Regions from separate parts of the Homo sapiens genome. Here region 1 is linked to region 2. Evidence: chromatin loops called from intact Hi-C (ENCODE). Cell type or tissue: dorsolateral prefrontal cortex. All regions are shown on one strand. Each heading gives the region's core, and the rest is flanking DNA. Links, peaks and the distances in the headings are about the cores only.

The links. Hi-C counts contacts between places; a loop is a spot of excess contacts. Peaks named below come from ENCODE experiments on the same cell type or tissue, not always from the same donor. Only the 100,000 strongest peaks of a DNase experiment are listed, where the experiment ranks them.
Region 1: it touches region 2 in a loop (6-fold over the local background); 7 of 110 quality-filtered maps call a loop at or near these places.

What each region holds. Positions count from the first base shown.
Region 1 is chr7:150,285,246-150,288,156 of GRCh38, forward strand. ACTR3C (actin related protein 3C) reads right to left here. Exons shown (of 8, transcript NM_001164458.2): 5 at 1,122-1,295. Among named protein-coding and RNA genes, the nearest start is that of LRRC61, 37 kb to the right of the region's middle. RefSeq lists enhancers at 1,255-1,756, 1,757-2,256. In dorsolateral prefrontal cortex, for the core only: a CTCF peak has its summit at 1,091; no DNase peak of the experiment used is centred there.
Region 2 is chr7:150,403,924-150,406,834 of GRCh38, forward strand. LOC728743 (zinc finger domain-containing protein LOC728743) reads left to right here and starts at 1,753. Exons shown (of 3, transcript NM_001395976.1): 1 at 1,753-1,981. RefSeq lists a silencer at 1,056-1,515 and an enhancer at 2,224-2,732. In dorsolateral prefrontal cortex, for the core only: a CTCF peak has its summit at 1,388; DNase peaks (open chromatin) are centred at 990 and 1,468; H3K4me3 peaks cover 2,485 bases; H3K27ac peaks cover 2,500 bases.

The DNA of each region.
Region 1 (2,911 bases), core at 139-2,638, 120 kb before region 2:
AAGAAACAGGTTCAATGAAAGATTAATTAAACCTGGTCTAGAAGATGCAGGGAAGTGTTTTGTTTAATGAGAAGGGTTTGTTTAACATGAAACAATCCACATGATAATCATGTTATTGAATAAACAGCCATAGATTCAATTCCATAAGTTAAATAAGCTAAAGTATAACGAATTCAACTCAATTACATTTCATTTGAAATATTTTAAAAATCAAAGTAAGCTTGAATGTGCACTCTCAGAGGAAGGAGGAGGATATTCAGTTGCTCACCAGCTGTTCACTGGACATTTGACTGTTCTATGTCCATTTCAAATCAATACTATTAAAAGTGAGCATTCACTAGATTATCATTGTTATTATTTTATTCTTCAGATTACTAGCGAGGAACACATTCTATGCTATTTCTCTGTACAAAATAGTCATATACACATCTAAAAACAAACAGCAGTTTGTAACCCACCTACTGAATATAAACTGAATTAGCCAGGAATATATACCAAAATATAAATAAAATGCATTATATGTAAATCTTAAAATGTGCCTCCTAATTACTGCTTTCTGCAAAAGTACTAATAATTCCTTATGACTACTAGTTAAAATGATGACATTTCTAATTCTTAAGATTATCTAAATAATAGAAATGCTGGCCTTAGACAGAAGCTTTACCTAACTTGCAGCAGGGAACAGAGCAGGACCAACTGTCCAGGGTTAAAATTAGAAGTTAGGAAGGGCAATCACCAAAGATAGAAAGGTTACATATTATCCCACTCTTATGCACAGGCAACCTCCATACAGGCCTTGAGAGTAGCTACTTGTAATGCTAGCATGTGACCACCCACAACCCTTGGAGATTACTTTTAATTCTATTATCATCTATCGCTCCTAAAAGTCTTCCTAACTATTTGTGGTATAACCCATCCTTAACTATTAAAACAGATAACCAGCTCTACGGAGAGGCAAACTGAACAATCTGTCAAGCAGACAAACTGCATGGGGGATGCAGAGAGACCGAATGACGGCCACCCTGCTCACAGGCCCTTCGCTGGGAACTGCTCTTTCTACACTCTGGGTGGCAGTATCGCTCCATCCCACACTTGAGCACACAAAAAAAGAAACACCTTACCTCCGGGTGAAAGAATATTTCAGGTCCCAGGAATCTTTCGTAACCAACGTCTATAACAAACTTCTTCTGGTTGATCGCATTGATACCCGTGTACTGTTTGATCCACTTCTGGGGATCCACATCATACTTGGCAAATTCCTTGACTATATCGGGGCAAATGTAACAGTATTTCTCCTGCATACACACACAAAGATGTTGCCAGGCATTAACAACTGCCCAGTGTCTCTGCCCTCAGACAAATAACCAGGAAGCCCATGCAGTAAACACACCCTGGGATCAGAACCGCCCCCACCGTTACTCTAGTGTGGATATGCATCAAGCCTCACATTCCATCGTCTTTCATGTTAGACATGGTTACACTTGGACTTCGGACAGGTAAGTCTGCTTTCTCTGCAACTCAGCTATTAATCTCAGCCTTGGTCTATCCAATTCTATCGCTATCATATCTGAAATGATGTCTACAGGTGTCTAGAAAGCACCTCGTCTTGCCTTGTTCCTCTCAGATGCCTCCTATGGCCTGCTCTGGCACCTCACTGTGGTCCACACTGGACCAGTGGACCCGTGCTGCGAGCTCAACTACCGAGTGCGGCACTGTCTACACCCTAAACCTGACTGTAGAGGCTTCTTTGGGTCCCATTTGGGTCCCAGCATGCCACAAGCCGGGTGGCCACTGTCAACCTGCTGGTTGTTAATCTGGTGTGGAGCTGGCCACAGCACTGTCATCAGCTCCACTGACACCATCTCTTTGCCTAGAGACAGTGTACCTTGTTGACTGGGTATTCTAAGTCCCTCAATCAACATAGATTTATTGTCTAGGCACTTGGGATACACAAGGTAGCGAAACACACAGATCCCTGCCAAGATTACACTCTAGCTGGGAGTCAGAAAACAATAAGCAACCATAATAAGTAAATGACATGGTAGGTTATAAAGTGATAGGTCCCGGGGAAGAAAGGAAAAGCAGAGTCAGGTGGGAGGACTGAAGCCGCCAGGATGCTGCTGCTGCTGCTGCTGCGAGAGAAGTCGCTAACGATTCCCACCCTGCACCGACAGGCAGCCTGAGGGATGCGAAGTGTTTCATGGGTATCTGGTAAGATGAATGTTCTTGGACACCTTTGTGTTGATATGTGTCCTTAGAGCTGGCCTCAGCATAGCAGCAGGTGACCCCCAGATACTTGCTGCCTACAGGAAGCACGAGGTGGGCCGCCCAGCTGGCGCTGAGCACACTGTGGAAGGAATGGCTCTCTCAAGGACCTCCAAAGACGCTCTCGTGGTATTAAGTTTAAAGTTTCTTAGCATCCCTGAAACATATTCTAATGCCATCTTCTGGGTATCTTGGATATACTCTAGCGGAATTTTAAGAAGACTGACAGGCAAGAAGTGCTACACAACCCTGTGTTCTTTGATGACACAGAGCAACAGGGTCAGCTGATTACAACCTCAAATCTACCAAGACTGGAGACAAAGGCATTCAGTTCTCCTCACAGGCCTGGTCAACATCCTACAGCATCTCAGCTTACTTAACTCAAATGCTTCCTAGGAAATGTTTCCATTGAGTTGGGTGCAGAGTAACAGGCTTAACCTTAAGGTTCAGGATTCATGCTGCAAGGTTGGTGTGCTCACGTTACACACTCCCTCAGGCCTGTTCGCGACCACAGAAGGCCATGGCAGTAAGGGGAAGCGGGGGGAGCTCTAAACCACGCCTTTCAGGATCTGTTCCTTCAAAGAGAGAAGTCAGGTGAGAACTAACAGGGCTACCCCACAGAGCAGGGCCAGGGCAGCTGATTCGG
Region 2 (2,911 bases), core at 320-2,819:
GGAAGGGGCTGATTTTACAGCCTGGGGTCTCCCACCTGGAATTCTTCAGTTCCCAGGCTCCAGAAGGCACAGTGGGCACCTGCAGAGCTGCAGAGAGGACCCTCATGGTATCGGGAGGCCCGCATCTCTCAATGCCCTCCATCAGGCACAGCGCCACCCCAACCACCACATCCATTGTCTGCTGCAAGGATCCCTGCCTGGGCCTTGGAGAGAGAGTCGCGTTTCTCCACCTGGCAGCTACAGAGAGGCCACAGAGAAAAAAGCCTATTTAATGTTCTTCTACTACTTGTGACTTTTAAAATAACTTTTCCTCTCAGGCCTCTGTTTTTTTGTCTGTCAAATGTACACCCTCAGGCACGTTCTCACTGGGGCCCAGGTTTTTACTTCCCTGTCGTCACACACTATTTATGTCTGAGGGTCTCAGTCCCAGGGCGGTGCAGTGGAACACAAGCTGGGCCACGGTGCTGGGTCACGGTGCCGTGTTCCCGTCTGTGCTCTGCTACTTAGAGCTGTGAGTGTTGGAGGAAGCCACTCTGTGTTTCAATTTTATTTTCCCGTCTATAAAATGGGATAAAACCCACACAAGGTAGGGTGCACATGGTTATTGGAAGGTTCCCACGAGATCATAACATGGAAAAGGGCTTTGTAAAAGGCAAAGTTATGTCCGAGTAAGGGACATTATCATTAAATGGCAGCTGGAAGCTGTAATTTGGTTCTGCCCTCTCACGCCCGCTGCTACTCCAGACGTCGTAAGTTGCTCTTTTATGGGATATCTCTGGCTTGACTGCGGGTTCCGTTCTGAGGAGGTGGGGTCAGCAGGGGCCTGATGTCTTCTTCCTTTCCCTCTGGTCACTCTAGTGATATAACCCAGGCCATATAGTCAGGCAGACTTTGGCGAAACTGTCAGCGAGGGCAGCTCCTCGATTCGGCCCCTTTGACTATTGTCTCCAGTCCTGAAACCCTCGCCCAGGGCCGCTCCGCCGCCGGGCTCCGGCGCTCAGCCCATGTCACCCGGGGAAAGGCCGGCGCCTCCGTCCGACCCTCTTTCCTGTCGCTGGGGGCGGTTTGTGGGCCTGGCCTTGGGATTAGGAAAATAGGGATGGTGCTATAACGGCCGAATGCAGGCCTCAGGGAATCCCGAAAGGGGGAATGTCTGGGTCGGCGGATCGGGGGGCTTGAGAGGGCCCGCTCCGTGGGACGTTCAGGCCCCGGAACCGGCCCCCGCATGGTCGCCGCTCCGGCCCGGGCGGGCGCAGCGCTGGCAGCCCCGTTTTCCGCCAGCCGGGCTGCCGGAGAGTTAGACCTCCCAGCCTCACGGGGCTGCTGTGCGGCTGCGACGACGCCGGCGACTGCGGCGCTGCAGCGGAGACGGAAGGCTCGGGAGGCGGCGCCATGTGAGTGCGCGCGGGGCCGCGCTGGGGCCGCGGCGGGAGGTTACCGTATTTACCGAGGCCAGAGCCGGACCCTCGGGGGCGGGTCACTGCGGGCGTGCTACCGTATTTGCCGGGTCCCGCGCAGGTCCTTTCCGGGAGTGGGAGCGCCGGGACTTAATTACGTATTTATCCAGGGTTGCGTGGCTCCGCGGGGGGGCGCTGCGGCCGTGGGGGGTGGGCTGCATTCATTCCCTCTGGGAGCTGGGGCTTGCAGTCGGGCGGGGTGGGTTGCGGCAGCAGGGTGGAGGCCTACGTATTTTCGTGGGGGTGGGGTTGCGACGCAGAGTTTACCATATTTCTCCAGGGTTGCTCCGGCCGCAGAAGTTGGCAAGGTTGTGTGTAAGGTCGGGTGGGGTGGGGTCAGCTCTCCCGATTAATGCAGCTATTTGATAAGAGCAACGTCGCGGGACGCTTGCCGTCTTTATGGGGGCGGGGAGAAGGGGCGCGGGTGTCGCTGCGGGAGAGTTACCGTATTTGCGTTGAGCAGCGCAGACTGTAGAGCAAAGAGCTGCGGCCGGAGACCGGAGGAGCAGGGGCTCAGCTGGGCTGTGAGTGTGGCATGGGAGGAAAGAACTTGGGGGAGAGACGGGGGGCCTTTCGGCGTGCAGGCGGGGCCTCAGTCAGGGGTATAGCTGGGGAGAGTGAGGAGGCTGCCCAGTCACAGGGCCGGGCTGAGATTGGCCAAGGGGACTTTGATGATCTGTCTTTGCAGATGTCAGTGCAGCTGCCTGTGGAAAAGACTTGTGGGTGGGGTCTCTTGCAAGTAGGACTTGTCTCCTTCCCCAGGGTCAGTTCCACCCCGGCCTCGAGGGTACGGAAGACAGAGGAGGTGGCCCTGAGACCCCACTCTGCAGATAGGTTGACTGAGGCTGGAAGTGAAGAGAGGCCTTCGGGGAGGTCCAGTGGAATATTCAGCCGGCTTCCCTGATGGGGTTGGGGAGAATGGATGAGGCAGGCCTTAGGGCCCTGCAGGAGCCCAAGTTTTGGTGGGGGTCGTGGGAGTGGTGGCAGTAGACAGTGCATCTACAGGAGAAGTGGCCCTTTGGAATGCATGGCTCTGTGACGGCTGGGATGGTGGCAGTGGGGGGTGTGTGTGTGTTTTGAGGAGTGTTTAGTTGTTGAGCAGCTAGTACATTGAAAAGAGCTTTCAACAGTGAGACAGGAGACTTAAGGCCTAGTCCAGGCTCACCTTGCTCTGTGACCTTGGCAAGTATGTTGACCTCACTGAGCCTCAGTTTCCCCATCTTTAAAGTGGGGCTCAATAACCCTGCTCCGCCCCTTTCTCAGGGCTGTTGTGAGGACAATGGGAAACAATTTAAGAGGAACACAGTGTCCTGGGAAGAGGATCCTTTGGAGAAGCAGCATGAAGGGAGCTGGGTTTGGGGGTGTTGGCTGGGCACTGAGGGTGCTGCTCAGCCTTGGGCCAGGCTTTGCTGTGAGGATACCAAGAGGAATCACGCTGAGACCAGTCCCCCTGG